Linked DNA regions of Mus musculus: all the other regions are linked to region 1. The links are chromatin loops, found by intact Hi-C in ENCODE. Cell type or tissue: left cerebral cortex. All regions are shown on one strand.

Region 1 (8,000 bases):
GGGTGCTCTCTTCTCTAAAACTCCAAGACTAACTTCTACTCTTCTTTCTTTTCCTTCGTTCGTTCGTTTGTTTGTTTGTTTCGGTATTTTTCAAGATAGGGTTTCTCTGTGTAGCCCTGGCTGTCCTGGAACTCACTCTGTAAACCAGGCTGGCCTCGAACTCAGAAATCTGCCTGCCTCTGCCTCCCCAAGTGCTGGGATTAAAGGCGTGCGCCACCACTGCCCAGCTCTACTCTTTTTATAGTATTTTATAATTTTGATTCAGTGGACAGAATGATGAAGCTGAATCCTACACAGTGAACACATGCCCCAAATCACAATCCTATCTAAAGGGACAAAGACGCTAATCACCTGCTCCTAGCTAGGTATGGCAATGTGACTCTAGAGTTTAGTCATTGTACTTATAAAGGACATCTAGGGTACTCTGAGAAGGAGTGGCATCTCTCTATTTCCCCCTGTAGTCTCGTTTAGTCACATGAGCAAGATGATGAGACACCCTAGACTAGGAAGGTGGGAGCCACAGCCAAGACCTTGAAGGACACATGGTGCAGAGCTTCCACCAGCAGCCACCGCCTAGGCCTACTGCACAGGACAAACATGTTCTACCTTGATTGAGCCAGTTGTCTCTCTGTAGCCAGTTCACCTTACACAATATACCTTAAGCAATGCATCGAAAGGAGCATATAACACAACATTCAATAGAAACCATAAAGACCAAGAACTCTATTGAGCTTCATAGAATGGAGGATAAAACCCAAGGCCTCTCAAGTGAAACCTCTACCACATTTATCTCCCAGTCCACCCAGGGCTTTTAAGAAAGGATGCTACAGTTGTTATTACTACAGGGTTGCTATTGAAGAGAAGCAGTAAAGACAAGTGGCCAGATCCCACCACAGCCGTTACATCCCAGGTCCCCGTCGGCATTTTACGTCTTTGCCTTCAGTAAGTTTAGTGAGGTTTTGCTTATGTCTTATTTGTTTGTTGTGGGCTATTTTTTGGAGACAGAGTCTAACTATGTAGCCCAACCTGGGCTCAAACTCAGGGTAATCCCCTGCCTCAGCCTCCCAATTGCTAGATCATAGGCATACACTCATGAAGGCCTCTTTTTTTAATGTATTCATTTTCTACACGAATATGTGGGTGCATTATGTATGTGTTGCCCACAAAGGTAAGAAGGCACTGCATCCCATGGAATTGTAGCTATAGACTGCTGGGAACCATCAGTGGTGCTGGGAACCAAAGCAGAAAGTGCACTTTACTGCTGAACCATCTCTCCATCCCCTTACACTTCATTTTTTTTTTTTTTTTTTTTTTTTGGTTTTTTTGAGACAGGGTTTCTCTGTATAGCTCTGGCTATCCTAGAACTCACTTTGTAGACCAGGCTGGCCTCGAACTCAGAAATCCGCCTGCCTCTGCCTCCCGAGTGCTGGCACTTCATTTTTTTAAAAACATTATATATATACACACACACACACATATGTATGTATGTGGCTGCATGAGGGTGTCAAATCCCTTGGAGCTAGAGACACAGACAGTTGTGAGCCACTGTGTGGATGCTGGAATTTGGGGATCTAAACTCTGACCCTCAGACTTACGTGGCAAGCATTTGACCCATCAAGTCAATTCCCCAGCAGAATATATTTTAGTATCTTTAAAAGCACTAAATTGTGAGTTAAAGAGATGGTTCAATAGTTAAGAGCACTGGCTGCTCTTCCAGGACATAGGTTCAGTTCCCAGCACCCACACAGTGGCTAACAACTATCTGTAACTCCATTCCCTGGAGAGCGAATACCCTCCTCTGGCCTTTGAAGGTACCAAGCATATATGCAGGCAAACACCTATGCACAGAGTTTAAAAATTAAAAATATATAAAAGCCATTTTCCCAGAACCCAACCTCTAAGTTCCTATGTACAAGTGTGTGTGTGTGTGTGTGTGCATATATATATATATATATATATATATGGGTGTGTGTGTCTCTGTGTGTATGTATGTATATATGTATGTATATGTGTCTGAGTAGCTGCTGGCTAGTTTAATGCCATCTTGACACAAACTAGAATTTCTAAAAGGACAGAACATCTGTTGAAAATTTGCTTCCATAAAACCTAACTGTACAGCATTTTCTTTCTTTCTTTCTTTTTTGATTCTTCAGCTGACAGCAAGAGGATTTATCATATATGAGTTACACTTGGCCACGAGACCAGAACTAGTCCAGAGTGCCAAAGGTTCAGGGCAGAGGGCCAGCGGGACTGTTTTGGTCCTAGGAAAGGCAGTCATTTTCCCAGGTGATCGTGGTGAGGTGACGTTGCGGGTCTCCTGAGACTTATTACCGACAGCAGCACACAGTCCGACAGCTTGTTCCGGTGTCCCGGCCTTGAGCATCCCTCACTTCTGCTCCTGCAGGCGTCATGGGGCACAGGCTGGTTTACTTGGCCCTCTGCCTCATCTTTCTTCTCTTGCACCTCAGCCTGTGCATTCTCTTCTTCCAACACCGCTCTCATGGCGCAGGAGTCTCAAGGAAGATGGCGATAAGCAGCAGCATTTTCTCAGTGTTTAACGGAGATGCCCCAAGCCCACGGTGGGTGGTGCCATCCTTGGGCTGGTGGTCTTGGGTTGTATAACAAAGTCGGCTGAGCACTCCTCCATGGCCTCTGCTGATCAGTTCCTGCCCTCACTGGTTTTGATGTAGCTCCAGCTGTACTAGAGTTCATTATATAGTCCAGGCTGGCCTCAAAACTCACAGAGATCTATCTGCCTCTACCTCCCAAGTGTTGGGATTAAAGGTATGAACCACCATACCTTGTTTTCCCAAGTTTTTTTATTATTTAATTAATTAACTTATGTGTATGTGTGTGTGTTTAAATGTCAGCAGAGAAGCTATCAGATCTCCTGGAACTGGAGGTTTTTTTTTTTTTAAAAGATTTATTTATTTGCTCGCTTCAGCAGCACATATACTAAAATTGGAATGATACAGGGAAGATTAGTATGGTCCCTGCGCAAGGACATACAAATTCGTGAAGCGTTAAAAAAGAAAAAAAAAAGATGTATTTATTTATTATATGTAAGTACGCTGTAGCTGTCTTCAGACACTCCAGAAGAGGGCATCAGATCTCATTACAGATGGTTGTGAGCCACCATGTGGTTGCTGGGATTGGAACTTGGGACCTTTGGAAGAGCAATCAGTGCTCTTAACTGCTGAGCCATCTCTCCAAACTGGAGTTATTTAACAAGGCATTGTGAGCCGCCGTGTGTGTGCTAGGAACTGAACCCATACACACCATACGTGTAACACATACCCAGATGGAAAACAAACATATGCACACACAGGATGGATTAAAAGGTCAATCAATGTCCTTGTACACGCTTTCGGGAAGCCTTTCTCTTTAACCCACCGTCACCCAGGATACAGTGCTTCCCACGATAACTCACCAGTTCGGGATCATCTTCCTCCACATTTGTAGGCTTTCCTTCCTTCTTCAGTTGTTTTTTTCGCTCTTTAACCTAAAAACAATTTTTTTCATCAAAAGATGAGCCCTCGTCCTTTGAGAATAGCCACTGAGCTGTATATACACCCACTTTCCATAAAGAGAGGATAACACACTCCTCCATAGGCATAGAGAGGGTAAGAGGAAGGCAAGAGCCTCCTCCTGCACCATTAGTAACAACAACAACAATTTCTGATAACACTGTAAAAAGCAACTAAGACTTGGAGCCTTGGGTCCTTCCTCTAGCTCCATCTAAAGTCCATTCCAGCCTGCACCCACCAGGGAAAGTGCAACCAGCAGAGAGGTCCCCAACTTATAATGGCTGAGCCACAGACATGGCCATTTAGCTTTCTTAACCTGTGGTCAGAGCTATAGCAAAGAAAGCACATTTGCCAAGCTTTGGAAGGATCTACTAAATGGGTGGTATTTTAGGTATAAATAGTATTTCTAAAAGTACATTCTCGATAGTTTCCACTGTGAAATTCCCGGAAACCGTAATTTTCACACGGCATTGATGGATATGATCAGGAGACAGACACTACTCCCACCAGTGACCTATGAGAGGCAGCCAGGTTCAGAAACACTTTACTGCCACCTTGTGGCCAGGAACTCTAAGGAACTACAGAGGATTGAAGAACCTGTCCTGTGCTCTCCTGACCTGTACTACGTGACCAGCAGGACCCGGTTCCAGCGCCTTCCTTTTCCTACTTTCCCTCCTCGACCTTATCTAAAATGGGTCCATCTTTATTGTCATTGCCTACAAAGTTCTGATTCAGACTCCAAAGCTCTTCAAAACAAAGGTGGACTCCTAACTGACTCTCCACTGAAGACATATGTCACTCTTGACAGAGTCTTGAGATTCTTACTCCACTGGGGGGAAAAAACAGAGAGAGAGAGAGAGAGAGAGAGAGAGAGAGAGAGAGAGAGAGAGAGAGAGAGAGACTTTCTAACTGGGCCCAGTGGTGTGTGCCTACAATCCTAGCAACTACACATAGAGAAAGATCAGGAATGCCAGGCCAAGTGCCCTTAACATGGCTTAGCAGCTACTTCTGCAAAAATCCAGGTTCAGTTCCCAGCACCTACACAGTGGCTCAGAACCATCCTATAAACTACCAGAAACTCATGCCACCCTCTTCTAACCTCCCTGCATACCAGGCATGCCCATGGTGCAATACATACATGCAGATAAAACATTCACACACATCAACAAATCTGGCACTTAAAAAGAATTTACAGTCAGTCTCAGGTACATTGCGAATTGAAGGCCAGACTGAACTACATAAGACCCTCTTTCAAAATAATCCTACAAAAAAGAAAAAAAAAACAAAGGTCTTTCTACCTGGATGCTATGGCATACAACCCATAATCCCATGACTCAGGAGGTAAAGTGGAAGAATTAAGAAGTCAAAATCAGCCCAGGCTATCCTGTCCTGCAACCCCAGTCAGACCCATTTTAAACAAACAAACAAAAGCTGTTATTTAGTTTGTTCAACTGAGCCTTCAGATTGCTGTCATTAACCTGGATGTTCACTCAGAGCTCCGTGACAGCCTCTCTCATTTCTAAATCCTTCAACAAACCAGGGAGTCAACAGGGTCTGAACAGCTCCACTTCCCCACTCTCTGAGGCAGGATGGCACCTCTGCTGGGGACTAAAGGTGTCTATCAACAAACACCACACAGAACTGGCAGGGAAGTGGGAGTGGTAGTGTCCTAGCCACATCTTACCCTGAGCTCACCTCTCAGGAAAGGATGCTAGATTTGGGCACTCTTCCTGAGCAGCACAGCTAACCGATAGAGAGAATGACCAGTGGTTTGCACTGCTAGGTTGCATACACCCTTCTACATGGTGCCCCAGGCTTGCTGTCACTTCCTATAAACACAGCAGCACTAGAGATACTTACAGTGTGTTCCACGTATTCTTTTCCTGCCTGAATTACATCCAGGGCCCTCTTCTTTTGTTCCTGATCCAGTAGCAACTTGTAAGCTTTGTCCACAGCTAATGCAAAACATTGAAGTTAACTGTTTCTGCAAATGCCTCTCAAAGTCTGAGCTATGCTCAGGCAGTGTAAATGGACTTGCACTGTCTAAAAATTCCCTACTTTGGTAAGTTATTTAATGTTGTTAAACCCATTTTTAAAAAAAAGCATACAACCATAGCAATGACCTTGAAAGTCTTAGAAAAAATTATTAAATATACACTCAAAGCTAAATATACCACATCTAGATTTAATACATTGATAAAGTTTCCCACTTATGTTTAGCAAAGAAAAAAGGAACCTTTGCAATAAAGGTATACTGGTAGACACAAAAGTTAACAAAGCAAGATTAATGTGCACTTTCTTTGCAGTGCTGAGGACTGAGCCCAGGCCTCTATCAAGCATGCTAGGCAAGCACTGAGCTACACACTCAGCCCCCAGGGAGACATTCTGCTTAAATGGCTGCTTTACTGAAATCCACAGCCTTTCCACAATCAGTTATTACTTAGCATCGACAACATATATCACTCAAATATAGGTAAATGCACAAATACCTTCAAAAGCCTTCTGTGCTCTGTCAGCATCGTCCTGGTTTTTGTCAGGATGCACCAGGATGGACAACTGCAGGGAAGAGAAGTCAGGCGCATCAGAGGCTCACAGGCGGGGCCTGAGCTCCTCGTGCACATCAGTAAGTAAGTGAGGAGAATCTGAGCTTTGTGTAAGAAAGCTCCAGATGACTCTTTCAGACGTTTATAAGACTGACTCCTGACTTGCTCGCTACCACTGATGGGAGAGAAACTACATGGCGCAAAAAGAACCATTTTGGGAGATGGAAACCTACTGTTAACCCACAGTCCTGATTTGTGATTCTAACCTTGTCACATGCTAGCTTTGCAGCCCTGAGCAACTCAGTCAGCCCATCTTCACCTCCTTCCTGCACTATCCCTGGAAAGACACAGAGTACCTACATCTAAATAGATTGTTGTGTGAGCAAAATGACCAATGCAAGTAATTAGCATAAACTGAATATGGAGAGCCAAACCTCAATGCAGAGGAGGATGGGCAGTGGTTAACATAGTCAAAGTATCAAAACATCTTCTGACAGCCTCTGTGTATGACACCTCATTTAACTGTTTGGACACATTTACCAGATGAAGTAAAATAGACACAGAAAAGCCCAAAGCACTTGTTCAAGTCCACAGAGCTCCTAAATAAGAGAATAGATTAAAACTAAAGTCATATGTCCTCTAAACTATGAAGCCATCTAATGAATCACTAAGAGGTCATAACTCAAGTTTGTTGACTCAGGAAAAGTTTAATTAAGGACTAAAAAACTGTTTGCTGAGCTGGGAGTGGTGGTGCAAGCCTTTAACCCAGCACTCGGGAGGCAGAGGCAGGCGGATTTCTGAGTTCGAGGCCAGCCTGGTCTACAGAGCGAGTTTCAGGACAGCCAGGACTACACAGAGAAACCCTGTCTGGAAAAAACAAAACAAAACAACCCCTCCCCCCCAAAAAAACCCAAAAACTGTTTGTAATATTGGGAATAACTGTTAATGGACTGTATTGGAAAACAAGACTTTGGGAAGAGGGGATGGGATGTGAAGTTTAAGCACAGATCAGAGCTCAAGAAGAATAAAGCTGTAAAGTTATATAATGGGAAATGACTGAGCAGGCAAAAACAAAAAACATCTTAGCTTAATATAGCATGTGGGAGCTTAGAGGTAGCTATGAGTCAGCAATGTGGAAATCTGCCTCACTAGGGGGAGCACTGGGTGTTAGTACAACCAGTAAAACTGCTGTTCAGAACTGGAGTGTGAGGGTCAGCACTGGCCAGGTCTCACTCACACGTGAGAAGCATGATGATGCAAAGAAGACAGGAAGGAAGAAGACATTGGCAGGAATCAGGGATCAGAGAGCTACTTTCCTGAAGAAAGTTCAAAAAGCACTTGTTTCATTAAGGCAGGTAACTTACTTTTTATAAAGTTCTTACATTTATTGGGGTGGAGGGTATGAAGACACGCCATGGCAAGTGTGTGGAGATCAGAGGACAATTTGCGTGACCATGTGGGTCACTGGGATCACACTCAGGTGCTCAGGCTTAGCAGCAGGCACTTCTACCTGCTGAGTCATCTTACGAACCTAAGCGAGGTATTTCTTGAGTGCTTATAACCATTTGTAAGAGGTACAGTTACTGAGTGGATTAGGCGTATGGTTTGTGCCTGTCATTCTTGCTATTTAAAGGCTACAGTAGGACAATCATACAAACCAGGTGTTAGAGGACAGTCAGACAACATGAGATCCTACCTCAAATAAAAATAAGTTTGTAGTTACTCTATTTGGATATAAAAATCATTATATCCACAGAAAAACTTCTACACGCCTTCTGTGTCCACTTTGGTCCTGGACAGTATAATTAATTCCATTAAGTAAACCCAAGCGAAGTGCTTTGACTTTTGCTTTTATTTAACATTTATATCACTATATGTATGCGTTACTGTAAGATTGTAACAACAACTGTTAATCTAGCCTTAATTTGAA
Region 2 (8,000 bases), 310 kb before region 1:
GGAACTAGAGTTCTGGGTGGTTGTGAGCTCTGCCATGTGTGTGCTGGGAACTGAACCTGGGTCCTCTGCAAGATCAACAACTGATTAACTGCTGAGCTATCTCTCCTCCAGCATTTAAGTAGGGACTTGCTTACAGTTTAGGCAGGCAGGCAGGCGGGCTTTGGGAGCTAACATCTGATCCACAAGTGAGAGAGACAGAGAGAGAGAGAACACAGAGAGAACAGAGAGAAAGAAAAACATGAATTGGGCCTGGCTTAGGCTTTTGGAGCTTGAAAGCCCACCCCCTGTGATACATCTCCTCTAACAAGGCCACCCTTTCCAATCCTTCCTAACCCTTCCTGGATGGCCCTCCACCTGGGGCAATACTTATTCACACCATACCATACGCACATACCTTTAACAGGCACCAGTCCATTGCTCTTCCACCTGACTTGTGTTTGCCATGGCTTATTACCTATGAAAGTATAAACCTGAACATAGAGAATCTTACCTCCATCACTGCTGGAGATACTGTGCAGCTGAGCCCACCAAGCTGGGAAGTTATTGAACATTTTCAGTCAGATCAGCTTCCAAGTGATGTCCTTTCACCCTGCCAACTGTTCTCCAACAGTTTGTCAGTTGGAAGTTGTTTATAGGGCATCATTCAAGTGACACAGAATCCGGTAGTTCCTCACATAGTTCCTCACATAGTCTGCCCTGTGGAAACCATCTCCTTGGCTGCTTGTCTTCTATGTGTTCTCCAGGCAACACAGTCCTATAGAAGCCATTTAAATTCTCTAGTCAGAAGGCCTAGTAGTGGCTGACGTTGGTCTGCTCTCCCTAGAGCCGTCACACTGAGCATGTGTCCACCACAGCACTCCAGCGTCTGGTGGATACAGTTGAGGCTTGAATGATCTTACTAGTTCCCAGGTAACATGGGCAGTGAATATTGCTCAGTGAGTGGGGTTCGTGTCTGTTGTTCTACAGTATTAGGTAAGCAGCAATAGATAGTTTTCTATTCATGGAGAAACCTTTAAAATGCATGTGATTATTAATCTTTAGGGAAAGAAAAGAAAAATCTTCTAGCATATTGCTTAGTGTGAGCTAATTGTTTTTGTTTTTGTTTTTTTAATCTCCCTTAGGCTGACATTTTGGATGTCAATCAGATATTTAAAGATTTAGCTATGATGATCCATGACCAAGGTGATCTGATCGGTATGTACTATTAATACATCTAACCTTAGGGTGAGTACAAAGAACTCAGTAAGATGGGTCACTGGGAACTTAACTTAGGAATATCTTTTTTTAAAATTACTGAATTCATTTAAGTGTAAAGGCTGAAGAGGGTGAACCCTGTTCATTTGTTACAGCCTGCAAGTCTGTTAGAGAAAGGCCTGTCACACCCCAGCTTTGAGCTCTAGACGCTCAGGGATTGCGGGGTTAGTAACTTTTAAAAGCTTTTTAATGAGGAAATGATCTCAAATTTATAAAAAGCTGCAAAATAAAAACAATAGAAGAAATCTTTTATATATCCCTACCCAGGATTTTCCTGGTTAATAACATTGTGCCCCCTTTATTTTGTGATGTACACCTCTCTGTGTGTGTAGATACATAAATATGCCGTCTGCACCCCCCCCCAGTCTTTTCTCTTAAACTCTATATAGGTTACATAATTAGTAACCTGCTACTATTAAATATGTCAGTGTTTATTTTTGAAGAATGGTACTGTTCTCTTATCAAGTTAGAAACGTGTAGCTGGGAATGGTAGTGATGCCTGTAGCCTCTGCACTCAGTGGCTGCATGACGGTCGGGAGTTTAGGCAGCGTCAGGTACAGGGCATGTTGTTGAGGATGCTGAGGCCATCTCAGACTCCGTGAGACCCTATCTCAGAAGACTAAATGAAAAGAAGCACATTTCTGATCTCGTGGCTGGCTGGTTTGGATGGTAATGGTGAATCTAAGGCCTGTGCCATCAGACATGTTCAGAGGGGCTGGATAGATGGCACAGCAGCTGAGAACAGTGTCTGCCCTTCCAAAAGACTATGGTCTGATTCCCAGCACCTACTCACCAGCTCATAGCCATCGGTAGCTCTAGTTCTGAGGGATCCAACACCCTCCAGGAATGTACATGGTATACAGATTGCAGATAAAACATCTATATACTTTTTTTAAAAAAGAAAAAATTTGCTTGTTTGGTTTTTTCAGTATTGAAATACCTGAATGTGCTAAAATGTGCATCGTATGTTTTACAGATAGCATAGAAGCCAATGTGGAAAGCTCGGAGGTGCATGTGGAAAGAGCCACTGATCAGCTACAAAGAGCTGCTTACTATCAGGTAAAAGCCAGAGTCAAAGAAAGTCACTCTATGCTGTAGACTCTGTGAACTTCCAGGCTGTGTTAACACATTGCTGGCAGCTGCAGTCTTTTGCTTGAGTTTAAGCTGGATGCAGGCAGTCATAGTTTGCAGCTCTAGTCCCATTTTTAGTATTTATTTTTGTAGCCAGATCTCCAATACCATCAAATCCTGAATAACTTACATAGAAGCTGTGTGGCTATAAAGCTAATGCCACGAGCTAGCTTGATGCCTAAAGTCTAGCATGATGCTAACCTTATATCCTAAATGGGGGACTGTTGGGAGAGTAAGAGCCGCAGGACAGCAGAGCTTCAGAGACCCTGTAGCCGACTGCTGACTCAGAGCATGGAGCCATAGAACCGGCTGTGACGGACGGCTCATGGTGAACAGGCCTCAGGCACCATGGAGGTGATTCTGCTGGCTTTATGACTTTTTTGAGTCTTTTTGTTTTGTTTTGTGAGACAGGGTCTCACTGTGTAGTCCTGGCTGGCTTGGAATTCACATTGTAGAGCAGGTTGTCTTGGAACTCAAAGAGATTCTCCTGCCTCTGCCTCCCATGTGCTGGGATTAAAGGTGTGTGGCACAGCACCCTACTCTTTCTGAGTCTATAGTTGAGGTTTTAGATATTAAAAATGGTGTTGTATGACCTTTTAGAGGTAACTAGCATTTTAGTCATTTTCTGTATTCCTAGGGTAGCTGTATTTTACCTGGGAATATGCTTGAGGAAGTTGAGTTTCATAACAGTATTCTTGAAAAACTGATGATTTTAGTTCACAGCAGTAAAAGCGTAATCACATCTACTCAGGGTCGTAGTATGTGGGAGCTAAAGGATGTTGATGAGATTGTAGCAGAACAGGAGCGTTTGTGCTAAATGCTAACAAGAAGAACACCAAATGTACAGGCTGATCCAGTTACTCCAAATGGGGATGTGCACAGATGAGGGAGTGGGAGGAGCCTGGCATGCTGGCATGGGCCTGTAACCCAGCTTTCCGAGGCCAAGATAGTGGATCTCTATAGATTAAGCTAACCCGGACTATAGAGAGAGCTCCAGGCAGCCAAGGCTACGTAGTGAGACCTTATCTCAAACAAAAAGATAAACACACAAACAAGAGAGCAGAAAGAAGTAGAATCTTATGTTAACAGTCTTACATATGGATGATTATTTTCTTTCTACTGCTCATATATTTTACAGTAAACATACAATCTGATAGGTGTGGAGTGAGTTATTAAAATGCACACACAAGGGCCCAGAGCGAAGGCTCAGTGGTTAGAGCAGACAGGAGCCCGGAGTCCAAATCCTCAGCTCCCATCTCCCACGGGGGATTGTGGCACTGCTTGTAATTCCAGCCGATTCAAGAGTAGACTGGCTTGTGAGACAAGTCACATCAGCAGATAACACCTAGATCAAAGGCACAGCTCCCTCACAAATTTGTATTTGGGGACGATGACACTTGCAGTACTACTTAGAACTGTGGACTTGAGATTTTTGAGAAGATGTTTGCATCTTTATGCGTGGCAAGAGTTAATTCCAGGCTGGGGATGCCACTCAGAAGTGAGGCGCTTACCTAGCATGCACAAGGACCTGGGCTGAATCTCAGCAGTGAACTATAAGTATGTTCTGAATGACAAGGAGATGCAGGATTCAGAGGATGACGCACTCCGAGTCTTAGGTATACAAATGTCTACTTGTTTCATGAGTGTCTTTAAATATTTCTTTCCTCAGAAAAAATCTCGCAAGAAGATGTGTATCCTCGTGCTTGTCCTGTCAGTGATTGTTACAGTCTTGGTAGTTGTTATCTGGGTTGCTTCTAAATGAAGTGCTTGCCTCAGAGCCTCCTCCTGCTGAGTTGTTTTCAAGGGCAAGTGCTTGAGAGAGTCTTGCCAGAACAGACTGACCACAGAAGAGAGTGTACCAGAGTGTCCTGTGATAATTTAGCTAGAATCTAACTACTAACTAGTCCTTGGAATTAGTGACCATGGAGACAGTATTTATCAGTTTATGCATACATTCTATTCATTTGTCAAATAACGAATTACCTTATTCCTTTGTATTTTCCTTTCTCTTGTATTTTGATTGCCCTTATTGCAAGTGTTTATTGACAGTTCCATCGTGGATATTCTTTTTGACAGGTGACACTACATCATAAATTTGTCTTTTTGTATATACGCAAACTTTACCTTTTTATGAGTATCTGAGATAAATTTCCATCTGGAGCCAGCCTATTAGAGTCTGAGAAACTGTACAATATGCCAGCAATTTTTATTATTTAACATTTTGATTTTGTTTCTGAGGGGTCTGTTTTCTGTTTTGTAAGATTTTGGCACTATATATAACTGGGGATTAAGAACATTGCACCCGTGACTTCAGACAAAATGAGAAGAACCTGGCAGAGCCGGCCCACTGCCAGGTTGTGTGGGACAGTCTGGGTCTGAGGTGAATTGCCTTTATTGTCTGCTGGTGTTTACAGAGTCCATCCTCGAACACTAAGCCATCCCACTCCTGTTTAGAGAGGATCGGTTCATTACCATGCTTACAATCAGTCGGGTCTCTCCCACCTGTCTGCATAGAACGGAAGAATTAGGCACAGCCCGATTTTGGATAGTAAATGTGGATCGTTTGGCATGATTCCATCTCGTTCACCTGTGGCTTTCATTCTGGTGAATGATAAATGTTGCTGTCAAAGGCTAATCCTGACCCTTGTAAGTAAGGGTTGCCTGGCTTTGATGGCAAGATTTTGAAATTTAGACTGAAGTGGGGTTTAAAACTCAGTCTGTGAACCTATTGATATAGCAAAACAAAGGTTCATTTTGTAAATAATACTGGTTTAGTGATGTTAGACTTAGCCTAATTTATGAACAAGAGATCAAACTCTGTGTAGTTTTAGATGAAAACAGTTTTAATAAAATGTTTCTGTCTTGTATATAAATGTTGTCTACTGCCCTTTTTCACAGGCCTAGAACAGTCAAGAGAGTGTGTAATTGGTTTAGGCTCTCAGATAAATGTGAATTGAGGCCAGAAATGTCAGCTCATCTTTCTCTGAGTTAGAGGATCTGGCTACTGTGGCTGTATTTATGTTTGTTTCTTCTCTTCCTCATAATGTTACTTAATCTTGTTCTACACTAATGTGACCAGCAGAGAAACAAGGGCCCACATGCATAAGTTTCTCTGCGCTTTTGCACCATCCCACCTACTTAATACCAATAAACATTTAAAAGCTTTTGTAGTTATTTTTATGAGTTAACATCCTAATGACATAGGTATTAGGTACTGTTCTGCCATGGAAAACACAGAGCTGCAAAAACCTGGAGAGCAGGTAAGGTTTGGCTTGGGAGTAGAAAAGGCTTTGATGCCTTCCTTTGAAAAGCAGGACAGAGAGCAGCTATGGTTTGCACACTTCTAATCCTAGTACCTGAGAAGACAAGACAGGCAGGTTGTGAGTTCAAGGCCAGACTGGGATGCATGAGAGCTTTGAGATCAGACTCTGTTTTTAAGACAAAGGTGGAAAGGAAGAAAATCTGTCTGCACGACACAGTGGCCCACGTGGTAACTTCAGAGAGAAACCCTTGTTCTCAGATCATAGTTGGACTTGGATATGTCATTTGTGTCAACAATCCAAGAAATAAAAAACGTGATCTGTTGTGACAAGCTATTGGGACAACAAAGTGGCTGTGATTGTATAATGACAATGTGGTGGCTGTCACGATGGCTGTGGGAAGAGGTAGGAACTTGGCCTGGAGTTGTAGTGGTTTTTGGGAAGCTCTAATAAACCTATTCCTAGAACCTGTGTTGCACTTGATTGTCTTTGGAGGCACTGTGGTCTGGGTCAGTGGCTCTTGCCTTCATTTTAGAAGGTTTTTTTTTTTTTTTTTAAGTGCTGAAGCCCTGGTCTCCCTGCTCAGAGATTCAACTTTTTTTAGTCTGGTGTATTTCCTGCATAAGAATTGCTCCGCATGCATGCTGTGTGCAGCCCCAGCTGAGAGCTTTGTTTGTAAGTCAGAAACTAGACTGGAATATAAAAGGACTGAGGAGCCCTAGCCCACCAGTGACCTGCCGAGGGGATTTGGACAAGTTGCTTAGCTCATAAACCCCATGTTTTCTCTATTGCTTGCTTCCATCCTATCTATCTATCTATCTATCTATCAACTATTTATCTATTATTATAAAATTTTTAACAGATGTCTAATCTGAACATACAAATTGTAAATATGTTTCTGTATTCCTATCCACTTTGCATCTCCTGTTTAGCTTCCTGTATTGACATTGAAAAGTTCTAGGAGTGCTGGGTACTTTTTAAGAAGAGAAAAAAGGGGGCTGGATAGATGGCTCAGCTGTTAAAAGCACTGTGTTCTTCCAGAGATCCTGAGTTCAACTCTCAGCACCCACATGGTAGCTCACAACCATCTGTCATGAGATCTGATGCCCTCTTCTGGTGTGTCTGAAGACAGCTGCAGTGTACTCACATACATACAATAAATTTTTTAAAAGAGAAAAGGGTAGGTTTTAAAAGTTTGTTTTATGTATATGAATGTTTGCCTGCACATATGGCTATGAACCATGTGCGTGCCTGGTGCCTTCAGAATTAAGAGCAAGGGTCAGATCCCTGGAACTGATAGTAGAGATGATTGTAAGCCACCATGTGGGTGCTGGGAACTGAACCTTGATTCTCTCCATGAGCAACAAATACTCTTAACCACTGAGCTGTCTTTTCAGCCCTTCCAGTCTCTTAAAACGAATTAGTGCTATGTAGGGTTAAAAAAAGAATTCTGGCCACTTCATTGGTAATGTTTCACAATAAGAACTTGATACATATTAGATTGTTGCTCATAGAGCATTTATGTTTGTGTGTACATACTAAACCTACATGCACACACATCTTTTATATTTCACTAAGGAGTACTTACCCACAGAGTATGCAGTCGGTGACATTTGAACTAAACTTACACCTCACAGTGAAGTTACCGGGCAGGCAGGGTAATAAAGGCCGTGAATCTTCGCACTCAGGGAGTAGAGGGAGGTAGCGCTCCATGCACTCCTTAGATGGCAGGTTTCAGGCCAGCCAGGGCCACATAGACATAGTAAGACCCTGCGTTGTTTGCTTTGCTTTGGCTGGGTTTTGTTGGTAGTGGGGTATTTTTGGTTTGTTTAAAAAAAAAATCAGGGAAGGAAGGAAAATAAGAGAAATTACCATTTAGTTGGCAAAATAAAACACTTAAGCCCCTCATCCACATATTCCATTATTTGGTCTGATTTGCATTTTCTGTTCAGAGACTATCTTGGTCATGGGAATGAAGCTTTGGCTTCTGGTCACTAAGTACAGGCCACAGGACTCCTGTCACACCTCAGTCGTTCTGTTTCCCAGAGTTGGGAGTCCCCTGCTTTCTTCCATGTTCTCCAGACGTTCAGCTCTAAGCTTCAAAGGCTTCTTTCCAGTATTGCTTTTTAGCACTACAAAATACAAGTACTTTAAAATCTCGATGTAACTATAGTTTAGAAGGTGTCTGTGTGTGTACCTTGTGTGTGCTGGTTGCCCAAGGAGGTGAGAACAGAGCATCAGATGCCCTGAAGCTGGAGTTACAGATTTAAACTGCACTTAATTTTCTTTTTTTTTTTTAAAAAGATTTATTTATTTATTATATGTAAGTACACTGTAGCTGTCTTCAGACACTCC
Region 3 (8,000 bases), 91 kb before region 1:
CAAGCCTGGTCTACAAAGTGAGTCTAGGACAGTCAGACAGTCAGAGGTATATAAAGAAACAAAACAAAACAAAAAACCCAACCCTGCCCACCCCAAAACTATCAAACACAGTGGAACAGACCTGTAATCCCAGAGTCTAGAAGGCCAGAGGATCACGAGTTCAATGCCATCTCCAAACTACATAGCAAATCCCAAAAGTTCCAGGTAACAGCCTAGGGTCAAAACACACCACAAAAACAGAGGGAAGGAGAGGAAGACGGTAGTGGAGGGGTGGAAAGGAACATAAAGTTCAGAAATGAAAAAAAGTTGTGCACCAACTATATATGTAAAAAAAGAAATATTCGTCAAACCTCGAGGTAAAGAAGTCAACGGAGCAGCTACGATTACTGGGGTTGTTGCTGGGAAATGAGGAGGTCAGGCTGAACAAAGGCTCCTCTTCCCAGTTTGTGTAGGTGCAGGGGAGGACAGATAAATGTTCATAGGGGCTTCCCTGGCCAGGTTAATCCTGAAAGCCAACCAGAAGGGTCTTTCTCTGTGGCATCTAGGACTAACATGGCCAAGCTCCAAAGTCCTTTGCTAAAAATAGGTGAAGGGAGTGGCCCAATTTTGGAATATGGCAGTCTATGTTCTATTCTCTTATGTGTATATGAGGGAGAACTGTGCCAAGAGGAACCAATAATAAACGCGGTTATTTGTTCTGTACATATTTAATTATTAATACTGAATTTTAGACTGATCACGCACAAAATGACGAAAAGAAAATGATGGTTGCAATGATATGCTACAAACACCCCAAAAACCGGAAGGGAGGAAAAAAAAAGAATTATCCAAATTTGTACCTCTAGATATACCTTAGATCACAAAATTTGAGAAACAGGACATTAACCATTATAAAGTCTAACCCTTTTCACATTATAGATGATTTTAAACCTCCAGAAAATGTAAGATAAGATGTCTTAAATTTTAAAATGCTAAGATCATGATTTCTAAACCATGGTAGCAACACTAGAGAAAAAGAAGTTAAAAAGAACGTTCTAAGAAACAATGTCTGGCTTATAAGGAAAATGATATTACATTGGTGAATCTTGGCAGAAAACAGCAACACCACACCACATCACAGTCGTTTAAAAGTTTAGAAACCCGGAGTCCTCTAACTTTAAATCCATGCAGAGTGAAGAACATCCGCACTTTTGCCTCAGCTGTGCACATCCATTCTCGTGGGACAGAGGACTCAAAACAGACAGGACGAAGACCTGTCAATTCAGGAGATCTCACAAGCCCGCCAGCGAGTCCGCCACCTGTTCGCTGCTGCCCAGAGAGCCCAGCAAACTGAGGCAGTGCGAGGACCTGGGGACGCCTTTGTTGTTCTCTAACTGGGGAAGCGACCTCAAGTCTAACCTCGCGCCTCCAAGCTGGAGCAGTCGGCCAGGATCTGGACTCGGAGGAAGCCCTCTCGCTCTGAAAGGGCAGGCGCAACACTCTTGTCATCTACCAGTCCCTGGAGGGGGGAAGGGTCACAGGCGAGGAGGGCTGGGGGACAGAGCCGAACCCCAACGCTCCGGGTGGAAAAACAGTGGATCGGGAAGAAGTGCTGAGAGAAGGGGGAGGCAGAGACCCGGCGCCTAGGCGAGAAGGGGCGAGGCCAGAGCGACGCCCGGGAAAAGCTCGAGGGCAGACCGGCAGGCAGGGACGAGGGGGACGGTGACGGGACCCCCTACCCAGCACGACCAAGGAGGACCTCTTCAGCCGGGACCCCGAACGCTGCACCCGAGCCACCGCGCTCACACCCTGGCGGCGGCGGGGACTCACCAGACGGCTGCAGACACTGCCCAGCACGACATGGGACGATTACGGACCCACTCTGGAACCAACAGAGTGGCGGAAACCGCGGCGTTAGCGTGACCCGGATGCGCATCCCTAGCCACCGGAAGTAGATGCGGGACCGCCTAACAATCCACACCCCGTTCCGACAGAACCCAGAGGACCAGTCAATCGTCTCGGGGCGGGGCAAGGCTTAGGTCCCGCCCACCTCGCAGACCCAGTTGCGTGATTGACTCCCTGGATCTTACGCACGAGATGACTTTCCGAGGATGCTGGTGCTGCTAAATTGCCGCCGCCTTCGTGAAAAGTACTCCCGCCCTCCCCAAAACAAAGTCAGATCAGGCTGATCTCGAACTGGGGACCCTCCTCCTTCAGCCTAGGGCTTGTGCCTCCATGCCCAGCCACCGCTCTCATCTTTGAAAGTAAGTTCTAAAAAAAAAAAATGTGTGTGATTCCTACCGTAAAGGGACGACGAAGTTGAAAAATGTTGACTGCAATTGGTCGAGTTAGAAAGACTAGGAGAGGAAAAATGGATGGGAACTTTTGAAGACACTTGAAAGGCTAACTCAAAGTGAACATTTCTATCCGAAAATTTAGTTTATACCTAGTATTATATTACACTTGCAGCTGCCTTCATTTTGTGCAAATTGTTTTCAGGAACATTTTGTTGTTTTTGTTTTTGTTTTTGTTTTGGTGTGTGTGGGGGTGGTTTTTTGTTGTTGTTTTTCCAAGAAAAGTTTTTCTCTATGGACCTTGGCCTAGAATTCCCTCTAAAGATCAGACTGGGCTCGAAATCAAGAGATCCACCTTCTTAGCTCAGAAACATTTTTTAATGCTTCATTAATTCTAAAATACAACTCAAGTGTGGACGAGGAATGGAGTTGAAGACAGGCTTTGTATAGTTGTCAGTGTATTCAATTCCATTCATGTTTGAAGGGAAAGACCCTCAAGAAAAAAAGACCCAGGCTGGTGAGATGGCTCAGTGGGTAAGAGCACCGGACCGCTTTTCCGAAGGTCCAAAGTTCAAATCCCAGCAACCACATGGTGGCTCACAACCACCCGTAATGAGATCTGACTCCCTCTTCTGGAGTGTCTGAAGACAGCTACAGTGTACTTACATATAATAAATAAATAAATCTTTAAAAAAAAGAAAAAAAGACCCAGAATTACAAATATTAGATTAACCCACAAAGTTTAAAAAACAAAAACCTAGCTTTTCAATACAAATAAAAATAAAAGATTTTTATTAACTGCTTCTATTTCAACAATTTTCTAAGCAACTACTTTTTGGGGAGCGAGCATCTTAACTGCTCTTTCTCACACATCACACCTACTTAGCACAATCAGTAGATGCTGTCTTCAAAGTCTTTGCAGAATCGGACCATTTTCCACCTGTGTTGGTATGAACCACAGTCAGTATGTAATTCTGAGGGTCCCATTCATGTTTGCTACCCTATACTCAATACAGAAGAGAGCCTCCCGTGAAAGCCTTAATCAGATCGTGTGCTTCTTCCAATGGCTCTGTCTCAGTGTGAACACTAAAATCCTTACATCACCTACAGGACTCAGAAGACTTTACTCTTCGAGTAGAACTCTAACCTACTTTGTCCTACCTTCCTTCCACTTACAACAGACTGGCCTCTGCTGTTCTCCCAGCCTGCAGGCAGGCTCTGGTGCTGTCTGCTTTCTACTCCCTCTACCTAGAGTACTTTTCCCTGAGACAGCTCTTTCTTTCACCTTGTCACCCCCTTTACATCTTCGAATGAGCCTTCTCACTGAGACCGCCTCTGACGCCTCTGATGCTGTGCTAGAACAGGAGCGATTGTCTCCCTTGTACTTTCCTACCCCCTGATAATTGTTCTCATGACGTTTGTCCAATCAGTTTCTTGGGGGGTTGGCGTACGGTCTCCCCACCAGAATATAAGTTCTGCAAGGGCTTGGATTTGGGTTTGGAGGAGTGGTTGATTGGTTGGTTAGTTGGGATTTTGTTTTTTGGTTTTTTGGTTTTTTTTTTTTGGTTTGGTTTTTGTTTTGTGTTTTTGAGATAAGGTCTCTTGTGTCCCAACTAGATTTGTGGTTGAGAATGGATTTGAACTCCTGATTCCTCTGCTTTCTTCTCTCAGGTACTAGAATCACAGGTGTGAGTCTGTGCCCTACTGGCATGTTTTTTTTTTTTTTTTTTTTGGGGGGGTGTATTTTAGCAATGTTTAGCAATATGTTACTATGTAACATATGTTACATAGTAAACAGTCAATTCATGAAAGCATAGATTAATTGCTCATTGGTTTGTTTTTTGTTTGTTTTTTTTTTTTTTTGACTGACATGAACCACCAGCTCCACCAGAGGGAGCCCACAAACAATGTGATGTCCCCAGACACTCTTCCCAAAGTACACACTGGACATACACATCAATCCTATGCTTATTAGCAATTACAAAACAACGCTCTAGGGCCGACAGGATGCCTCAGCAGGTAAAGATACTTGCCTCCATACTCGGTGGCCTGGTTTCAATCCCTAAGACCCACATGGCGGGAGTAAATAACCAGTTTCTGCAAGCTGTTCTCCCTATCCCCTCTCCCCCATACAAGCTGTACTTAGACTCATACACATATACATGGGTAAATCGATAATGTAAAAAAAAGTCTGTTTTTGTAGTATATATATAGACATATGTACATATATGTATACAGTTTTACTATGTAGCCCTGGCTGTCCTGGAACTCTCTATGTAGACCAGGCTGGCTTCAAACTCACAAAGATCTGCCTGCCTCTGCCTCTCTACTGCTAAGATAAAAGACATTCCCCACCACTCCCAGTCTTTGGCATCTTTTAAGGAAAGAAATTCTTGCTCCTTACTGGTCTCATTTGACCAGTCTTTCCCAACTCTCTCTCAGTTTGCATGCCTAGCCTCCTCTCACATAGTGACCTCTAGCTGGAGCCATCTTGCTTTGTATTTGTTTGTGTGTTTTGAGGTCATGGTAGCACAAGCCTGTAATTCCAGTACTGCAGAGGCAGAGACAGGAGGACTGTTCCAAGTTGGAGGTCAGCCCAGTCTCAGTACTGAGACCTTGTCTCAAAAACAAACGTATAAAAACCCAAAAACTATAGGGCTTGACGTAGAGTCTTACAAGTACACACAGAAACTACAACTGAGTTCACTCTATAGATGAGGTATTGTATCAGGGAAGAATTAAGAGACTTGCTTGAGGTCACATGACTAGCAAACAACAAAACTGGGGATGGTGATGCATGCCTGTAATCCCAGCACTCAGGAGGTTGGGGCAGGAGGGTGGTGAGTTCAAAGCCAACCTGGACTACACAGCCAGGCCCTGCTTCAGCAACCCACAGAGCAGCAGTTGCCAGTGGAGCCTCTACCATGCAACCCATCCAAAGTGTTGCTTTTCCCTTTTCCACGTTTTTAGTCTTTTTCTTTCTTTTAGATAATTGCCTGTGTTCCCTGATGCTCTGTGCTTTCCTAGTCTTCTTGCTAAGCAACCCTCCCAGGGCCCAGCTCTCTGTCATGGCTGACCTCTGCACCTAACTCAAAAGGCACCTTTCTCTGCTCTGTCTCCCTCCTCCTTGGGGCTGCCAAGACTTACAGCTTGCCTGTCCTGTTGTGTTTCTCTTAAGATCCAAAAAAAAAAATTATTAAAAAATTACAGAAAAAAAAAAACAGTCAACAGGGACTTAAACTAGGTCAGGATGACTTCAGAGCCCAGGATCCTAGACTGCTGGGTCAAGCTTCTCTCCCACTCAGGAAGAGCAACAGGGGAGCCAAGTATGAAGGTTTGTATTTACTTACAAGTTTCTCAGTGATTTCATGCCTCTCTCCTCCTTCTCCTCCTCTTCTTCCTCTTCCTCTCCCTCCTCCTTCTCTCTCCCCTCCTTTTCTTCTTCTTCCGCCTCTTCCTCCTCCCTCTCCTCTCTGTTTTTTGAGTTTTGTTTTGAAACAGGGTTTGCTATATCTCTCTCTGTCCTGAAAGTCTTTCTGTCTTTGCTTCCGAATGGGAGACTCCAGGCATATACCACAGTACCCCTATTTAATATTATAGCCCATGGAAATGTTTTGTGAGTTATTGTTGTCCCCTGACTTATTACAGTATTTCTGAGGACAAACCTAAATGAATATACCAAAAATGCTGTTATGATTCCTTCAAGCTTAGTTGCAAACACTCACATATCTATATAATTTCCTTTTCTTTTTTTTTTAAATAGATTAGGACTAATTCACTCAAATTAACACAAAAGAAGGCTATTCTAAGGCCGAGCAGTGGTGGCACACGCCTTTAACCCTAGCACTTGGTAGGCAGAAGCAGGTGGATTTCTGAGTTCGAGGCCAGCCTGCTCTACAGAGTGAGTTCCAGGACAGCCAGAGCTACACTGAGAAACCCTGTCTCGAAAAACAAAACAAAACAAAACAAAACAAAAAAGGCTATTCTAGACAGATATTACGAAAAACAGCCAAGGTACAAATCAAAACACAAAACTAAATAAGACAAAACACTAAAGTAAGACTGACCTCTGAATTGAATTATTTCTAGTTTAGTTTTTTGGGGGGGGATTTTTTTTTTTTTTTTTGATTTTGAGACAGGGTTTCTCTGTATAGCCGTGGAACTCACTTTGTAGACCAGGCTGGCCTCAAACTCAGAAATCAGCCTGCCTCTGCCTCCTGAGCACTGGGATTAAAGGTGTGTGCCACCACTGCCTGGTTTGATTTTGTTTTTATTTTTAATTTTTTGGGGGGCAGACTCTCACTATGTAGCCTTGGTTGTCCTGGAACTCAATATGTAGACCAGGCTGGCCTCAAACTCATAGAAATGCAATCTGCCTCTGCCTCCTGAGTACTGGGACTAAAGGCATGTACTACCACTCCCAACTTATTTCCAGTTTAAAGATCATGTATGACCCATGTTTTTAATGGTCATCAATGTAAACCTTCATGCTTGACAATGATCTGGGCTTATATCTGTCAGTGTTTTCTATTCTTAGTATGTATATGTATGTGTGGTGAGTTCATGTAGAGGTGCGTGTTCATACATGTAGGTGCACATGTGTGCAGATGCATATACACCTGTGTGCATGGACACATGGAAGGCCAGGGCGGATGACGAGAGTCTTCCTTATTCCCTCTCTGCTTTATAGATTGAGAATGGGTCTCTCCCTCAACCTGGGGCTCGGGTTTTTGGCTACTGTGGCTATGCAGCTTGCTCCAGAGATTCCTGTTTCCCTATAACTGGAATTATAGAAGGGTCACCACGCCCACCTGGATCTTACAGGGGTTCTCAAAATCTGAACTTTAGTCCTCAAGTTTGGGCTTCACCTATTGAACCATCTTCCTGGCCCATCTGTTGTTCTCAGCACATATTTAATTTGGGATTGGAGGATTATGGAGTAAATCCTGGCTGGGCCTCACGTTAAGCTCCTTCTCTAGCCTCAAGATAATTTCTAGATACCATTTAGCTTATTGATATATGGTCCCAGCCTAATGTCAGATTTGCTGTGTAACCCAGGCTGACCTGCTAGGTAGTACCACCGCCACTGATTACTGTATGATAACCCAACTCTACTGACCTGGACTGCTGGTATATCCGTGAAGTGTTTGTGAGTGGGCCGAACTGCTGCTGCTAATCTATGAACTGAACTGCTGATGTCCAGCCAACATAGACAGGAGTTGCTTCAAAGAAGCAAGGAAGGAGGGCTTTATCACACACAAAACTTGGCATGGCAGTGTGCACATGCAATCACAGCACTTGGGTGGGTAGGGGCAGAAGGAATCAGGAATTCAGGTTACAGAATATAGTTTTAGAAGCAGGTATGGTAGTCTTGTCCATAATTCTAGTACTAAAACAAAACTAGGGCTGTCCATGCCTTTAGTCCCAGTTCTCAGGAGGTAAAAGGAGGTAATCTCAGTGAGTTTGAGGCCAGCCTAGTCTATATAGTAAACTCTAGGTCAGTCAGTTACCCTGTCTCCAAAAAAGTCAAAATAAAGACTCCAGTGTATGGTTGGAAGGTCGGGGACTGCATCTCTAGGTCAAAGGCAGGAGATGACAGAGGAGTCACTCTGGAGGATATAAAGAGAATGTAGAGAAGACAGGCAGTCGCGGGAAGACAAGCTCACCTCTGCTGCCAGTCCTCACTACAGATAACCACTGCCAGTACCAGATAGGCTAGTTCTCCCA
Region 4 (8,000 bases), 72 kb before region 1:
GTCTGGTGCTGCTTTGTATTCAAATGCTCAGTAGTGCCCCGCCCAGGGCTGGTTGCTCCGCCCCCCTCATGAGCACATCCTCAAGCACTCCAAGTGATGCTCTTGGAGCCTTGCTCCCTAATTTAAAGCTATTGGTTAAATAAAAGTGCCTACAGCCAATTCCTGTGGGAGAACAGAGAAGCAGGCTTTCAGTTACCAGGCTAGTGGCCACAGGTAGGGATGACGAGGAGCAAGAGATGGGAAAGAAGGAGGGAGGAGAGAGGAGGCCATGAGAGAGGATGGACCATGAGGACTTGGCCAAGAGAAGTGGACCCTGAGGACAGGCTGATGGAACAGAAATAACCTGGGTGAGACTCAAACAGCAAGAAACAGGAGACATATGGCTGGGATATAAATTAGACTAGCTCACAACCTGCCCAGTCTAGTCTTATAGCTTAAAAATAAAATACTAAGATCTTGTGTCTTTTATAGGAGCTGGCTAGATTTTATAATTCATTTACACCTCTTGGCTCCCCTCGTTTCCTCTTCCCCTCCTTCTCCTCTTTTTCCTTCTCCTTCTGTAGATAAGGTTTTCTGTAGCCCAGGCTTTGAACTAGCTATGTTCAAGGATGACCTTGACTTCTGATCCTCCTGAGATTTGAAGCTATAGTTCAGAAACACCACACTGGGCCTCAGACGACTTCATTTTTCTACATCAGGGTTGTGCTGGAACTTTTCCTCATGTTTCCTCTTTTTTAAAAAAGGGGGGGTATAGGTGTACTTTTTGGCTATTTTATTGAGTTCTTATATCTACCACCCTTCCAACCCTTATTCCACCCCAATCCTTCCAACCCCCCATCACTAGGTAGGAGAGAAAGAAGGTTAGAAAGGAAAGGGGCTTAGGTCTCTCTAGACTACTTCCTGCTGGTTAGGGGCACTGGGTTCCTAGGGGCATGTCCGATCTTTGTCGTCAGAATACCCAGGAATCCAGCAATCAGCATAAGCAGCAGCAGCAGCAGCAGCAGCAGGGAGGAGCAGCAGCTGTTACAGGCCCTCTCAGGCCTCTCCTATTGATACCCTCTCCAGAGTCCCTAGAATTAAACTCTCTGCAACCGGCAAAGAATCACACCCTGCTAGAATCACACCCACTAGAACACGAGACAACCATAGTTAAGGGCTGTGGACCAACTGAAGCAGTCCCAGATCCCACACCTGGGTTTAAGACAAAAACATAGCCATAGACAGCTGGGCAGTGGTGGTGCACACCTTTGATCCCAGCACTTGGGAAGCAGAGGCAGGCTGATTTCTGAGTTCAAGGCCAGCCTGGTCTACAGAGTGAGTTCCAGGACAGCTAGGGCTACACAGAGAAACCCTATCTCAAAGAAGAAAAAAAAAAAAAAAAAAGGAAACCAAAATTCTTACTGGAGGCAAGGGGAGCCTGGCTCAGTGGTTAAAGGCATTTGCTGCTCTTACAGAGAAGCTGAGTTCAGTTCCCAGCACGCTATCAGGCAGCTCAGAACTGCCTGTGATTCCAGCTCCAGGGCATCCAGCACCCTCTACTGGCGGCCATGAGTTCTGCGCTCACGTGCACATGACCCCCACACAAATGCCTTGTCCTAGTTAGGTTTCTATTGCTTCAATGAACCACCATGACCAAAGCAGCTTACAGAGAAACTGGGTTATTGGCTCACACTTCCACATCATAGACCATCACTGAAAAAAAAAAAAAAAAAAAAAAAAAGACATAGTCCATCACTGAAGGAAGTCAGGACAGGAACTCAAACAGAGCAAGAACGTGGAGGCAGGAGCTGATGCAGAAGTCATGGAAAGGTGCTGCTGACTGACTTTCTCACCACAGCTTGCTCAGCTTGTTCTCTTAGAGAACCCAGGATCACCAAGCCCAGGGATGGCACCACCCACAATGGGCTGAGCCCTCCCACATCAATCACTAATTAAGAAAATACAGGCTTGCCCACAGCCCAATCTCATGAAAGCAATTTTTCAATTGGGGGTCTCTCCTCTCAGATGAGTTTAGCCTGTGTCAAACTGACATAAAGTCAGCCAACACACACAATTAAGAATTCATTTTTTAAAACATTTTTGTTATTTTATATGTATAAGTGTTTCAACTATGTATGTATGCAGCATGTGTGTGTGTGTGTGTGTGTGTGTGTGTGTGTGTGTGTAGTGCCAGCAGAGTCCAGAAGGAGGTGCTGCATCTCTTGGAACTTGAGCCACAGGCAATTGTGAGTCCTCTCTGCGAGAGCAGTAATGCACTTTCAACTGTCGGATCGTCTCTCCAACCACCCTGCCCCTCTGCTGCTCTTTTTAACTAGAAGTTGAATGGAAAGTGAACCAATAACAGACAGGAGGGCAAGGTGGGGCTCGAACCTGTTCTCCTTCCATCTGGGCCTGACTATATCTTCAGGTACAGCAAGGCACGGACATGAGGCTCCTCACCTCTGAACCTCAGTCTCTTCAGCTACATAGCAGAGCGCCTCCCTCTTAACTTGAAGGGATGTGATAAGGAGCCCGAGAGTCTCGGAAAATTTAGGTACCTGGCGCAGAATAGTCAGGGATGATGTCAGCATTCTTCCCGCCCATCATTGTCTCAAAGAACCCCTAACAGCATCCCAAAGGAGGAAACAGCAAGGCTTGCCCTTTCCTGTTGCTCCCTCGACTTTCTCACAGTCACACCCTCCTTCGCTTCCCTGAATTTTATCCACTTTGTAGTTGGGGATGGAAAATGGGAAAACACGAGCTAGAGAGGCTTGTCTCCAGGGACTCAGCTCAACTCAGAGCAGCCATGTTTAGATGCTATTTGGTCACGAGCCAGAGCTGCTGTTTAGAAACCCACTTCCGTCCTGGACTCCGCTACCTCAGGGAAACTCAGTAAGCCCTTAAAAGTGACAGTAAAATGAATCATGAGCTGGAGAACAGGAATTCTGAGGAAAATTACAGAATACAGACTGGTTACACTGAGGAAGCAAAGGGCAGAGGTAACAACTGAGCTGTTGAAAAGCCACACTCAGCTGCAGGGCTGGATGTATACCTGAGTCGCCAGCGTTCATGAGACTGAGGCAGAAGAATTTCTACTAGTCCAGGCATGAGGCTGAGGCAGGAGAATAGCTTCTAGTTTTAGGCATGAGGCTGAAGCAGGGGAATTGCTACTAGTTCAGGGCAAGCTTGGCATAAGTAACAAAACCCTGTTTTTTAAAAAAGAGACTCATAGAGTTGAGGCTGTGGCTTGTGTGCATGCATGGGGGGCGGGGTCCTCAAGCCTAAGTGCCAGTGCCCGCAGGGGGCGGGGTCCTCAAGCGCAGGTGCTGGCAGAAGACAGGACAGGTCGATGCTGTGCATTCAGAGGAATGAATGGCAGGAAATTAGAAGGGTCTTGGCAAGTCTCTTGAGGCAGGAGCCTGAAATAGGAGGCCCTGGCCTGCATGTATAGAAATATATGTGTGCCACCTGTATGCAGTGCTCATGAAGACTAGAAAAGAGTCAGATCCCCTGGGATCAGAGTGACAAATCAAAGGGGAATGTCAACAGCCAAGACAGAGAAAGGGGCAAGAAACATTTAGTCTCTCTAGGGCAGTTTTAGTATATAAGAGAATCATGTGGAGGGCTTGTTAAAAACAGACTTCTGGAGCCCAGTCCCAGAATTCCCGAGTCAGTACAAGGGGGAAAGCAAAAGAACCAAGTGTAGTATATTTCTAGCAAGTTCCCAGATGGTGGTATTACAGGTCCAAGATCCATATGGAAAGAACCGCCCTAAAGAAGAACCGCGGGATGACTCAGTTCCTCATGTGTCCCGCCTCCAGTGTCTCTACCCACTGAGAAATTCTAGCTGACCCAGGATTGAGTAACTTCTGTCACCAAAAAGAAGAAATCCTGTGACTGGCAGCCTTGTAGGTTGGGAGGGAAGTTCTCTGAAGGCAGGGATGGTAGACACACAAAACTAGATGTCCTCAAAGCTGGTACTGAACACGCCCTCTCTGTTTGGAGCAACGTCTTCTCCAGCAGTTTCCATCAGGGTTAAAAGTTCTAAAAGAAGCCAGGCAGTGATGGCCACACCTTTGATCCCAGCACTAGTGAAGCAGAGGCAGGAGGATCTCTATGAATTCAAGGCAAGCCTGGTCTACAGAGCGAGTTCCAGGACAGCAAAAACCCTGTCCAAAACAAAACAAAACAAACAAGCAAAAGTTCTAAAAGAAAGTATGGTGTGTGGCAGGATCCTACAGGTTAGTATCTCTATTGAAACTCTATTCAATTTCTAGACCAAGAGAGGAGACTTCTGCTGTGGCTGCTTTGTTGAATACAGACGCCTAGAAGATGCAGGAGACTGCACTGGGTGCCCTTTGGACCAGTTAGACCTCTGAACAGGACATGTGCCATTGTGAATCTCAACCTAAGAGAGGCTGACAGGCCAGGATTGTTGTTCTAGTTATTTTTGCATCACTGCAACAGGATGTCAGACAGGAACAACCCGAAGAAGGATAGGTTCATTTTGGCTCGTGGTTTGAGATGGTTAGGTCCCCACGGGCTAGGTCCGAGATTGCTTGCCCTTGGGCTTGGTGGCAGAAGCATTGGACTCGGGAGTTTCTTTACCTCACAGCAGACAGGAAACAAAGTAAAAAGCCATTCTCCTGGGGCCTCTTTAACCTAGTCAGGCCCCACCTGCTTCAATTTTGCCAAACTCCCAAAATACTACCACTGCCTAGGGACCAAACCTGAAGTGCATGAGTTTATGGGGACTTTGCACATCCAAACCATGGCACTTATTGTCCCTTAAAAGCTCAATGTCTCTGGTGCTAGAGAGATGGCTCAGCAGTTAAGAGCATGGATTGTTCTTCCAGAGGTCCTGAGTTCAATCCCAGTTACCACATGGCCCCTCTCAACCATCTGTAATGTGCTCTAATTCCCTCTTCTGGCATGTAGGTGTCCATGCAGATAGAGCACTCATTTACATTTAAAAAATTCAAACATCTCATTCTTGCACCAGATTTGTATCCTGGGCAAGACAGAAAAAACTTCCTTCTCCCTTCCTAGGTCCTGAGGCAAGCCCAAAAATTATACAAAATTAAAGTATGGGAAATAAATTAAATTAAAGAATAGGAAACAGTAGGATGTGGTGACACCTGGATATCAACATTTAAGAGATGGAGACAGGAGGTTCAGGAGTTCAGAGCCAGCCTGAGCTATATGAGATCCTGTCTCAAGCAAAAAGAAAAAAATTATTCAAATTTTTTACACATTCATGGGAGAAATCATAAAGCCCAAAAGTTAATATAGTTGATGGATTTTTTTTTAAATGAGACAGGATCTCATGTATCCCAGGCTAGCCTCATTTTTTAATGAGACAGGATCTCATGTATCCCAGGCTAGCCTCATTTTTTTAATGAGACAAGATCTCATGTATCCCAGGCTAGCCTCAAACTCACTATTTGTAGCCAGGAATGACTTTGAGTGACAGTGTGAATCATCATACCAACTTGTATTTGGTGCTGGCAATTGAATCCAGGGCTTTGTATATACTACTTGAGCACTCTGTGCTAACTGAGCTGCATTCTCAGCCTTCATTCATTCATTCATTCATTCATTCATCTGCTTTTCAGACCAAGTCACTAAGTAGCCCAGGCTGGCCTCAGATTCACAATCATCCTGCCTCCATCTCCCAAGTATTGAGAGCATAGGTTAAGAACCTCCCGATCCAGTTGATAAATTCAGTACAACTAATAACCAACTCTAGGATTAGGACAAAACAAGGGAAGTAAGGAAGAGGGCCCTGTGGGACAGTGACTAGACAGTGACTATTATCTCAGTAGGGAGAGACCAGCGGAACACAGGTTGATCTGCGTTCGTCTCTTTGGTGTCAGCTATCCACGTCTGGAAAGAAGACTGTTCTCATCCTGCCACCAGCAGGGACTCACGAGAGAGACGGTCATAGGATGCTTTTAGGCAGGAAGGGAAAAATCAGCTTTTCCTGAATTTACTGTATCTCAAGTGCTTTCAGCTTCAAAAAATTGATTTTCTAAACTAACAAAAAAAAAGTTTTAGGGCTGGAGAGACAGCTGAGCAGTTCTTCACTTCTGTTGCCCCTGACACAGACTTGAGCTCCATTCCCAGCAGCACAGCAGGTGGTTCACAGCCACCTATAACTCTAGCTTCCACAGGCATCCACACTCATGTGGCACACATTCACACAAACACACACAGGTACACATAACTTTAAAAATAACAAAAAATAAAATTCAAAGTACTGAAGTTGAAAGAAAATTAAATTCAAGGTCCATGACTCACGCGGCTTGCTAGTTAGGAGGGCTTTTTGAGCCAAGAGCAAAGAACAAAGGCTGTTGCTATTAAGTCATTCCAGGAACTGGCTATCCATAAAGATAGAGGCATACAAAGACTATCTCAGCCAAGTTAAGCACCTGACCCTCAGAATTGCTGTCACCCTGCTCTGCACGTACAATTTGCTGATGTTTAAACTGTCCAATTGTGTGTAACCTCGCCAATTCTTCCCCTGCCACCAACTATTTTGTATATAAACCCCTAACTTTTGAGCCTCGTGGTCAACACCTCTGTCTCCTGTGTGAGATACGTGTCAGCCCAGAGCTCCGACATTAAACTACCTCGTGTGTTTGCATCAAGATGGTCTCTTGTGATTCCTTGGGTGTGCATGCCATCTCGGGATTTGTGAGTGGGGGTCTCCCCACTGAGGTCTTTCAAAGTGACATGTCTAGAGTGGCATGTCCCAAATCCCTCCATTCACAGTGAGTTTCCTACCTCAGAAAAATTTTGTAAAGAAACAAAACAAGCCTTTGGCTGCACTTCACCCAGCACCTGGGAAGCAGAGACAGGCAGATTTCTGAGAGTTCAAGACCAGCCTGGTCTACAGAGTGAGTTCCAGAACAGCCAGGGCTACACAGAGAAATCCTGTCTCAAAACAAACAAACAAACAAACAAACAAATAGATTTGTTGTTTGTAGTTGTTAGCTTATAGGTGATTCTACTAGACTCTTCCCAGGAACCTAACCTAGCAATAATGGCTTACCAAGTGTAGGCTGCCTATAAAAGGAGCTGCTACCCCTGCTCGCTCTCTTCTTCCCACATGTTCTGTCTCTTCCCAGCATTCCCTCTTCCCCTTCCCATAACTCCCCTCTTCTTCAGGTCCTCACTCCTCTCCCTCCCCTGCCCACAAGCCCCCTTTATACCAGATCTGTTACATAATGTAATTACTCAAGGCCATGGGCCTACCAGGTACCCACTTGCTGCTTTATATTTCATAATGGTAGTTACTTAAGCCTAGGTTGTCATCCTCATGTGTATGTGTGTGCACCTGAGTTCAGATGCTTACAAAGACCAGAAGAGGGCATCAGATCCCCAGGAACTGGAGTTACAAATTTGTGAGCCACTGTGTCTGTGCTGGGAACCCAGCCTGGGTTCTCTACAAGAACAACCAGGGCTCGCTCGCTCACTCGCTCTTTCTTTCTTTCTTTCTTTCTTTCTTTCTTTCTTTCTTTCTTTCCTTCCTTCCTTCCTTCCTTTCTTTCTTTTTTAAGATTTACTTATTTCTATGTATATGAGTACACTGTAGCTAGACAGATAGTTGTGAGCCTTCATATGGTTGTTGGGAATTGAATTTTTAGGACCTCTGCTCACTCTGGTCAACCTTCCTCTCTCCAGTCGGCCCTGCTCGTTCAGGTCAACTCTGCTCACTCAATCCCTGCTTGCTCTGGCCCAAAGATTCATTTATTATTATTATACATAAGTACACTGTAGCTGTCTTCAGACTTGCCAGAAGAGGGCATCAGATCTCATTACAGGTGGTTGTGAGCCACCATGTGGTTGCTGGGATTTGAACTCAGGACCTTTGGAAGAGCAGTCAGTGTTCTTACCCCCTGAGCCAACTCACTAGCTCCAGGGCTCGCACTTAACAGCTGAGTCATCTCTCCAGTTCCTAACACCGGGTCTACTTGAATTTACAGAACAATATGGTCAAGCAGTCTACCTATAATGCC

Evidence for each region. A loop is a pair of places that touch in the nucleus more often than their neighbours do. Peaks named below come from ENCODE experiments on the same cell type or tissue, not always from the same donor. Only the 100,000 strongest peaks of a DNase experiment are listed, where the experiment ranks them.
Region 2: a loop joins it to region 1, with 2.6 times the contacts of the local background. A loop is called at or near these places in 2 of 42 quality-filtered maps.
Region 3: a loop joins it to region 1, with 8 times the contacts of the local background. A loop is called at or near these places in 26 of 42 quality-filtered maps.
Region 4: it touches region 1 in a loop (2.8-fold over the local background); 5 of 42 quality-filtered maps call a loop at or near these places.

The regions. Positions count from the first base shown.
Region 1 is chr4:132,542,139-132,550,138 of GRCm38, reverse strand. Dnajc8 (DnaJ heat shock protein family (Hsp40) member C8) reads right to left here. Exons shown (of 9, transcript NM_172400.3): 4 at 6,017-6,083; 5 at 5,388-5,482; 6 at 3,431-3,502. Gm24762 (a small nuclear RNA gene) reads left to right here and starts at 2,932; the gene lies at 2,932-3,035. In left cerebral cortex, CTCF peaks have their summits at 3,129 (motif pointing right), 4,083 (motif pointing left) and 7,237; DNase peaks (open chromatin) are centred at 4,087 and 7,201; H3K27ac peaks cover 1,674 bases.
Region 2 is chr4:132,851,613-132,859,612 of GRCm38, reverse strand. Stx12 (syntaxin 12) reads left to right here. Exons shown (of 9, transcript NM_133887.4): 7 at 1,122-1,194; 8 at 2,231-2,313; 9 at 4,055-5,549. The coding sequence ends at 4,147. Among named protein-coding and RNA genes, the nearest start is that of Ppp1r8, 12 kb to the right of the region's middle. In left cerebral cortex, no CTCF peak of the experiment used is centred here; a DNase peak (open chromatin) is centred at 3,239.
Region 3 is chr4:132,632,965-132,640,964 of GRCm38, reverse strand. It overlaps Eya3 (EYA transcriptional coactivator and phosphatase 3), which reads right to left and starts at 1,919. Exons shown (of 17, transcript NM_210071.2): 1 at 1,810-1,919. In left cerebral cortex, a CTCF peak has its summit at 4,164 (motif pointing right); DNase peaks (open chromatin) are centred at 589, 1,437, 1,973 and 4,230; H3K4me3 peaks cover 1,597 bases; H3K27ac peaks cover 1,093 bases.
Region 4 is chr4:132,613,861-132,621,860 of GRCm38, reverse strand. No RefSeq gene overlaps it. Among named protein-coding and RNA genes, the nearest start is that of Eya3, 21 kb to the left of the region's middle. In left cerebral cortex, no CTCF peak of the experiment used is centred here; DNase peaks (open chromatin) are centred at 2,798, 3,769, 4,324, 4,924 and 2 more places; H3K27ac peaks cover 2,687 bases.